Regions from separate parts of the Homo sapiens genome. Here region 2 is linked to region 1. Evidence: chromatin loops called from intact Hi-C (ENCODE). Cell type or tissue: endothelial cell of umbilical vein. All regions are shown on one strand. Each heading gives the region's core, and the rest is flanking DNA. Links, peaks and the distances in the headings are about the cores only. Region 1 has its middle 37 kb from the start of LINC02509. Region 2 has its middle 110 kb from the start of LINC02509.

Region 1 (4,405 bases), core at 256-4,255:
CATTCCTAAGAACTTCATTTGTTGAATCATCAAACTTTGTTAGTGAAGACCTAGGTATGGAGGTTAAAAGCTGTTTTTACAATTATTAGGCTACAAATAGTTATTACATAAAATTTGTAGATGCAATAGAAATTTGCTTGCCAAATATTTAACTAATTTGACTATAGTGTGAAATCTTCTTAAAGTGGATGATCTGATGATTCTTTGCTCACTGAGGACAGCAGCGTAGGAGTAAAATTTTAGTTATTTTTAAGAACCCATTTCTTAAAATGTATGGCATGAATTGTACTCATTATTTCCAGCTTCAAGTATTCCACGAGAATTACTCTGTTTCTTTGTTTGTGGTATAATCATGGGAAGTTCACCTAAGGGCAGAGTGGTAAGTGTAGAAAATCCTGGTTTATTGCAACACATGGGGACTATATTTGGCCTTCGAAAGGATTACTTGCTCTAAAGTTTTAGCATGCAGCATCTAGTATTCAGGATAAAACATCATGTTTTTTCTTAAAATCCTGGTCAAAGTTCTGGTCAAATAGCATACTAGCTTTTTTTTTTTTTTTTTTTTTTTTTTTTGCCCAGGCAAAACTGCATTGTCATTGTGTCCGTGATATCCAGTTAATACCTTGTTAATAGCCTATACCCTCTAGTAGGCTTTAAAAAAAAGGTCTTTGTAGGGTGGGGACACAGATGAACATAAATCATAATTAATTAACAGGCCACAAGGATTGCCATGAAAATAATAGCTTCCTGGGTCCTTCAAATCTAATCTACCATCAAACTTTCAGAGTCAAAGCAATCTCTTTGACAGCCACTTGAGTTAATTTGAAATTAGATAAGTGGAGAAAGCAGAGAAGCTTTCCTTTTATTGAATAAAAATTAACTTCTAAACCATGGAAAAATAACCTTTCCTGTGATTTTGTGATTGGTGATCACACTGGAAAATTGTTCAAAAGTATTAAAAATATTGATTCAATAATGGATAATCTTTTACAGCTTTTATTTTTAGTGTCCCTTGAAGAACCCAATTCTTTAATTACTCTTACAGAAGGAACACAACTTCATAATCCTTAATTTAGGTTCAATAGAGCAACAACAATCGTTGGATCAAGACAAGTCTAGGTTTAAATTCTGTATTTTTAACTTGTAGTAACCGTTCTAGATGCCAAGTTTCCCTTCATAAAACTAGGGTAGTACAGGCTCACTATCCCTTATTCACAATTCTGAAACCCCTAAACCACTAGAAACCATTTTTTTCTTACTTTGCAGAAAAACCTGATGTGACCCGAATCCATTATGTGAAAACCTGACTAGCACTGATGTGGGGCTACTTACAGCCTTTACTTATTCTATCCTATATAGATATGCATACATTTCACTGAGGAAGGATTAATGTTGTTTACCGAAGAAAGACACCCCAGGCCTAAAACCCAAAGATTTCGGAATCCTGACACATATTTAGCCGGAAGGATTTCATATAAGGGATTATGGACCTGTAATACCAATGATGAGGATTCATATGCAGAGTAAAAAAGCAATCAATATTAATTAGTAATGCTTGACCCAAAGTAGATTTTTTTCAACAAACACATTGTTTCCTGTTCCTTCACAGACAAGTGTTCTGTGCAAAATTATATTCGTGTTAAATGATCCATTTATTGCCTTACCTCCCCAATAAATGTGTGATGACATCTTTTAAAAAAGAATAATTTTGGTTCAGATCTATAAGATGTGACAAACCGCAATTGTGATGTTTGGAATGATTCCAACACAGTATTACAGTTTTTTTTAAAGGCCATGCCATGGACAGTTTCTTATTGTCTTACCTCACTGGGCACGCCCAGTGCTGGCCGTGTATTGTGACTTGCACAGACAGGAAGGCCACTAGGATCCTGAAATGCTAGAAATAACTCAAAAATAAAAAATAAACACCAGCAGTAAAAAGTTAGACAATGGAGAAAATGATTTAGAAGGAAAGCCTAAATATTTTAACTCAGTGTTTGACTATGAAAATGGGTAAAGAGAATGGCATATTCAGAAAGTATCTAAACCAAAGTCAGTGAGAGAACTACTTAACATGACACTAGAGTGAATAACCTTAAAGGAATGTTATTCTCATTTATCAATTCAAGGTGATGATAGGACTAGTTCATCATTTCGATTTCAAGATTTACTGTTTTCCAAGTGTATCTTGGCTATTGCCTCGTTCTCATGAGTCTCTAAATACCGTTCACTAAGCCCAAATTAATTGTCTGAAGGCACATAGTGAAGCAGTAATACTGGTTAGCAATGTTTGTTTCATCAATGAAGCTACTGCTCTTTCCATAAGTATGACTAATAGGTTAAAAATATGCAAAGGGAAACTTGGGAAGTCTGAGGGATTTTCCAACTCCAACAACCAATTCTCTGATTCTCTGGACACCAGCTGGGTGTATAACAACTCAGTTCAATTCTGACACCCAGAGTTAGCTCAGATCCCACAGCTTAAAGGCTTGGTCCCACAGGACTACCCCCACTTCAGGTGTCTGTCATAAATCCTGGGCCTCCGGTACTTCTGACCAACTGGCTATAAATTCAGGATTCTCCTGATCCCTTCCTAAGGTTTGGTAATTTGCTCGAATGCCTCACAGAACTCAAGAAGATGCTTCTCTTATGTTTACTGGTTTATTATAAAGGACACAAATGAACGTCCATATAAAAAGATACATAACGTGAGGTTCAGAAGGGTTTCCAAGCAGAGGCGCTTCCATCTCCATCCTCCATGGGTGGACAAGTTCACTAATTCTAAAGCTCATTGATTCCTGTTATTCAAGAGTTTTTATAGAGCTCAGTCTCCAGCCCTTCTTCCCTCCCTAAAAGTCAAGGGTGGGGCTGAAAGTTTCCACCCTCTAATCACTTGGTCTTTCTGGTAACCAGCCCCAACCTGAGGCTATGTAGGGATCCCATCCAAAGTCAACTAATTAGCATACATTCTGCTGTGGAAAGGAGCTCTTTATGCATAAAAGAAGACTCTCTGATCAGGGAAATTTCAAGAGTTTTAGGAGCTCTGTGCTAGGCACTGGGACAAAGAACAAATATATTTCTTCTTTTTTTTTTCTTTTTTTTATTACACTTTAAGTTTTAGGGTACATGTGCACAACATGCAGGTTAGTTACATATGTATACATGTACCGTGTTGGTGTGCTGCACCCATTAACTCGTCATTTAACATTAGGTATATCTCCTAATGCTATCCCTCCCCCATCCCCCGACAAATATATTTCTTATTACACTACAGTAGTTCCCCCTGCCCCTTATCTGTGGTTTTACTTTCCATGGTTTCAGCTGCTTGTGGTCAACCACAGTTTAAAAATAGTAAATGGAAAATTACAGAAATAATTAACTTTAAGTTTTAAATTGGACATCTTTGAATAGTGTGATGAAATATTACACTGTCCCTCTCCAGCCCACCCAGAACCAGAATCATCCCTTTGTCCAGAGTACCCATGCTCTATATACTGCCTGTCTGTTAGTCACTTAGTGACTGCTTTGACTGTCAGATCAACTGTCGGCAGTATCATCGCAGTGCTTGTGTTAAAGTAACCCTTTTTTACTTAACAGTGGTCCCAAAATTCAAGGCTAGTGAGTTTGGATTTGCCAAAAGAAGCTGTAAAGTGCTTCCTTTAAGTGAAAAGGTGAAAGTCCTTGTTTTAGTCCATTTTTGCATTGCTAAAAAGAAATATCTGAGACTGGGTAACTTATTAGAAAAGAGGTTTAATTGTGTCATCCTTCTGCACACTGTACAAGAAACAGTACTAGCCGGGCACGGTGGCTCACGCCTGTAATCCCAGCACTTTGGGAGGCCAGTGCGGGCAGATCACTTGAGGTCAGGAGTTTGAGACCAGCCTGGCCAGAGATGGCAAAAACTCATCACTGCTAAAAATACAAAAATTAGCTGGGCATGGTGGCATACGCCTGTAATCTCAGCTACTCCAGAGGCTGAGGCATGAGAATCGCTTGAACCCAGGAAGTGGAGGTTGCAGTGAGCCGAGATCGCACCATTGCACTCCAGCCTGGGCAACAGAACGAGACTCCATCTCAAAAAAGAAATGTAGTACCAGCTTCTGAAATTGTAAAGGAGAGAGAAACTTGTTCATAGTATATACAAGATTCAGTATTATCTGAGGTTTCAAGCATCCATAAAGAGTCTTGCATGACATCCCACATGGACAAGGGGAAACTACTGTATTTTAAGGAATTTTAAAAAACTATTTTCTGAAAACCCATTATATCCAGATCAACTATAGCATGGAGAAATCATATAAGTACTATTCGTGTTTGACTAATTAACACTTCAAAAAGAGAACCAGAAAATCAACAGAGAAAAATTTATACTGTGAAGGAATGGGGAGGGGGAGCATCTAGATTT
Region 2 (4,405 bases), core at 280-4,279, 150 kb after region 1:
CAAAGAACTTCAAGGAAAAGGCCTGCAATGTCATAGTTTTCCTGTTGGGAAGGGAAAATATATCCCCTTGAAAACATGTAAAAATACGCCTATCTTCACAGATGCCAGGCTGAAGTCACACTATCTGAGACACACACACAAACTAAAACTGTAAATTTTACTTACTGTTTCTGGACTGTCCTAGCAGAAGCAAACTAAATCTGTTCTGGAGAAAAAACACTCCAGACCTCAAAGTTTTCAACATGTAAAATGTCAAGGCAAAGTGAGCACCTCATAGGAAAATAAAATCACAGAAACATATAAAGAAACAAAGCACCATAAGCAACACTGGAAGAAATAACAAACAGCAAAACCTGGCCTGCAAAGTCCTCATTAATGGGAATTATAAACATTTTATAAAAGTAGAAAAAAAAGTTTAAATAATCATAAGGCACAAGAAGATTGGGAGAAGAATCAAAAGAAATCCTAAAATTAAAAAAAAAAAACTTGAAGTTTAGAATTTTATTAATCCAAACTAAAAACTGGAGAAAATATCCAAAATTCATTTCAAAGTAATAAAAGAAATGGAAAGTGTGATACAAATCTTAAAGCTATGGGAGAGTTAAGTCTTAATATTTTGGATGGGGAGGAGAGAGAGACTAGGACAGAGGTATTAGCTAAAGGTATAATGGCTGAGAACTTTCAAGAACTTGAAAGACACCAAATGCAGATTCAAAAAGACTTGATTTTTAAATAAAAATAAAAAATGAATCCAACAACATGTGATAGTCAGATTACAATCTATCAAAGACAAAGGCCAGACATTTAGAGCAGCCAAAGAGAAATTCTGACAAAGGAGCCATAATTAGAATGACAGCTGACATCCTTATGAAAATAATGAAAACTTATACATGGTATAATATCTTCAATATGCTGAACGGAGATACTTGTCAACCTAGAATAGTACAGCCAACAAAAATAATCTTTCTCAAAAATGAAGGAAATATATAGACCACTTCATACAACCAAAACCTAAGGTTGTCACCAGCAAATCTACAGTAAGGTATTTAGGTGGAAAAAATGCTTTTAGATAGATGGGCTGAGATGTTAGATGCTAAAGCTTGAAATTTGCAAATATGTGGGGAAAATGTAAGAAAACATTCATAGGCAGAAACTCTACAGAGTGATTAGGGGATTGGACTCTGAAGCCAACAACCTGAATTGAAAATATGACTATCATTTAGTTGGTATGACCATGGGCAAATTAATAAACCTCAATATGCCTTTGTTTTCTCATTTGTACAGTGGTGATAATAAAGTCACCTCTCTCATGGGTAATCATAAGAATGATATGAAACAGTAAAGTACTTAGTAAAGTACTGGGAATATAGTGTGTATGTTATGACAATTATTACTACATAAATAGTAAAATAATAATGATAATGTAATAAATAATAATGTATAAAATAATGACAATGTTATATGGGATTTAAAATATCTAAAATTACATAAAAAGTAAGAAGGGTGAACATAATCACATTGTTTGGGGAAAATATGAAGATATTAATTAATTTTAGATTTTGATAAGTTTGCATATTAAAATTTCTAGAGAAATTGCCAAAAGAATAGGCAGTGAATAACTTCCAAAGAGTAAAGAAAAAAATGGCTTGAAAATCAATTCAAGAGCTGATTTGTGGGTGGGTTCAGTAGATGACATGCATTGTCAGGAGATTGGAAGGTGAGAATAAGAGAGAAATCAGTGTATTTTTCCCTTCCCTTTCCTCCTTGGATCATATCTCAGGAAGTGATTGCTCCTCCATGGCTCTAGCTCCCACTGGATAGACTCACTATAGTTGCACTCATGGCTGGCTGACTCATCAGGTTCTATAATCTGGCCTTTTCCTTTTGTCTGTCTCTAGCCTAGGGAAGGTTATAACTTCCTACTATTGCTAACATTGCCTGCTGGTTAGTCAGTCTTTCCACTAGCTGTGTAATCATGGATTAAATTACGTCTGTTCAAACACTGAGTGGTTTTTGTTGCCCTTGTTGGTCCCTCCCTAATACTATGATGATGGATTTATCCATCAAAATATCAAAGCACAAGATAGTAAATATTTAAATAATTTTTTAATTACCCTTGTTCTGATTCCCTGCTTACTGAGTAACTTTCTAGTCATGAGATATTTTCCAGATGGTTTTTTTTTGAGGGAGAAAGTGTATTAATTATTCCTAAGCAAGTTCCTTCCTTCCTTCCCTCCTTCCTTCCCTCCTTCCCTCCCTCCTTCCTTCCCTCCTTCCCTCCCTCCTTCCTTCCTTCCTTCTTTCCTCCCTCTTTCTTTCTCTCTTCATCTTCCTTTCTTTCTTTTACTTTCCTAATTATATTCCTGTGTACCTGTAAGCTTTGAAAATGGAACTGTGCTCTAGAAAGGCAAATCTACCTTGAGTATTGATATTTATGTGTCTGATTTTACAATGTTAAAGACCAGACCCAAGAGAGGGATGAATTCCCTAAATTAGGTATATTAACTGATAGCCACTTGGTATTTCCCATAAACAGCTTCCAATATTATTTATTTATACTTCTTTATGTAGACAGTATTTTTTTTATTTTAAAGAGTGCTACTTTCTACACAGATTCTGAGAAAGAAAAGTACATTGATTTTGCTGGTAGAAAATTCAAAGAACACTCATTTTCTGGTATCAATGGAAGTGTGGCTCTTGGAGATAATAAAACCTCTATGTATAGCCTTTTGCAGAAAAAAACTCTAAAAGTCTTAAGCAGCAGGTCTTTTAATACTTTAGAAATATCAATTCTTTACAAAAAGCCCTTATTTTCTCATTAGGCAACCTTAAGATGTCCAACCCAGCTGTTTTATTTGTCTAAACAAATGGGAAATGCAATTTCATAATGATAACTTAACTCTGTTCAGAAATTGGCAACTCCTCCTTTGTTTCAAAGTTTGTCTGACCATGCTTTCTTTCGCTCAGTAATTCTCAATATGTGCTTAATATATCCTCAGTGTGTGGCTCAATATATTCTCAATCCACAGTTGCTCACTGCAATGGCAGTCAGATAGGGCCTGAGGGGAAGCACTACAGTAGGGGACATTGAAGGGAAAATCTTCGTGAGAATCTTAAATGTTCCTGCCTCCATCGCCAGTCATTCTTAACATAAGATATATGATGTGAGCAATTATTTCTAGTAAAATATTAAATTTAAAATGTTTTCCTTTCAGTTTAAAAATGCAGATTTTTAGGCACTTTGTGGGAGGATATTTCCTTTAAAAAACAAGAATAAGACATTAGAGAACTTCATGGCAGATAAAAACATTCAAACTTACATTCTGATGGTAAAGAGCTGAATGGAGTAGAGGAATGGAATATTAAAGCAGAAAACTTAAAAGACAATTTATGTAAAATACAGGAATTATTTGAAAAGGAAGAATTTTATGCAATAATCTAATAATTACTTAAATTATTGGATAAATTGTGTAAGGAGGAGAGCCACTGATTTAGGAAACAGAATAGCTCACTTTCTCATCTGCATTTTTTCCTATCACAGATTTCAATCAGGATTGGTCTAAATTTTGAATGAGGAAATAAGTGTTAAGAGAGAAAAGGGAAAAACTATAGATGATTCTCAACTTATGATAGGATTACATCCTGATAAGCTCCTTATACTATAACTTGAAAATGCATTTAAAGCAGACAACACAGCAGATGGTCCCTGACTTAACAATGATTCAATTTATTATTTTTTTGACTTTAGGATAGTGTGAAAGCAATAATACATTTAGTAGAAATCGTAACCCCATTGTAAGTTGTAAGGAGCTCCTCAACTTATAATAGGGTTATATCCCAATACCACCCGTAAGTTAAAAAGTAGTAAGTTAAACTATCATAAATCAGGAACTGCCTGTGCACCAATATAAACTCATGGAGGATCAAAGTGGTAGAGTTGCAAGAAACATCACAGACTTGTTTATTTCCTTAAACTCTTCTGCATATAATAGACTAAATCTAGGGAGAGAAAGTGACTAGCTCAACTGGCTGGTGCCAGAGTCTAGTTCAGACCTTGTGGTCTTCTTGCTATTCAAAATGGGGTGCAGAGACCAGCAGCATCCAGTATCACCTGGAAACTTGTTGCAAATACAGAAGCTCAGCATCCAATCTGAAACTCTACTGAACTTGAATCTGCATTTTAGCAAGATCCCAAGGTGTCTCTATAAACTTTAAAATCTGAAAAGTGTTGCTCTAAAGGATTCACATTGTTTTTTAGTTGTTTTCCACAGCTGTCTTGTTGCCTGAGAATATAATGTCCCCATGGGCAGGAATTTGTTCTCTGTTTATTTGTGTCTTCCTTAGCAAGAAGTTACAACAGGAGTAGGACAACATCTTTTATTTTTGTTGTTTATTTTCACAGTGT

What was found. Hi-C counts contacts between places; a loop is a spot of excess contacts. Peaks named below come from ENCODE experiments on the same cell type or tissue, not always from the same donor. Only the 100,000 strongest peaks of a DNase experiment are listed, where the experiment ranks them.
Region 2: a loop joins it to region 1, with 2.2 times the contacts of the local background. A loop is called at or near these places in 1 of 110 quality-filtered maps.

Annotation. Positions count from the first base shown.
Region 1 is chr4:176,836,973-176,841,377 of GRCh38, forward strand. No RefSeq gene overlaps it. Among named protein-coding and RNA genes, the nearest start is that of LINC02509, 37 kb to the right of the region's middle. In endothelial cell of umbilical vein, for the core only: no CTCF peak of the experiment used is centred there; DNase peaks (open chromatin) are centred at 1,859 and 2,229; H3K27ac peaks cover 1,831 bases.
Region 2 is chr4:176,986,526-176,990,930 of GRCh38, forward strand. No RefSeq gene overlaps it. Among named protein-coding and RNA genes, the nearest start is that of LINC02509, 110 kb to the left of the region's middle. In endothelial cell of umbilical vein, for the core only: no CTCF peak of the experiment used is centred there; a DNase peak (open chromatin) is centred at 1,896; H3K27ac peaks cover 968 bases.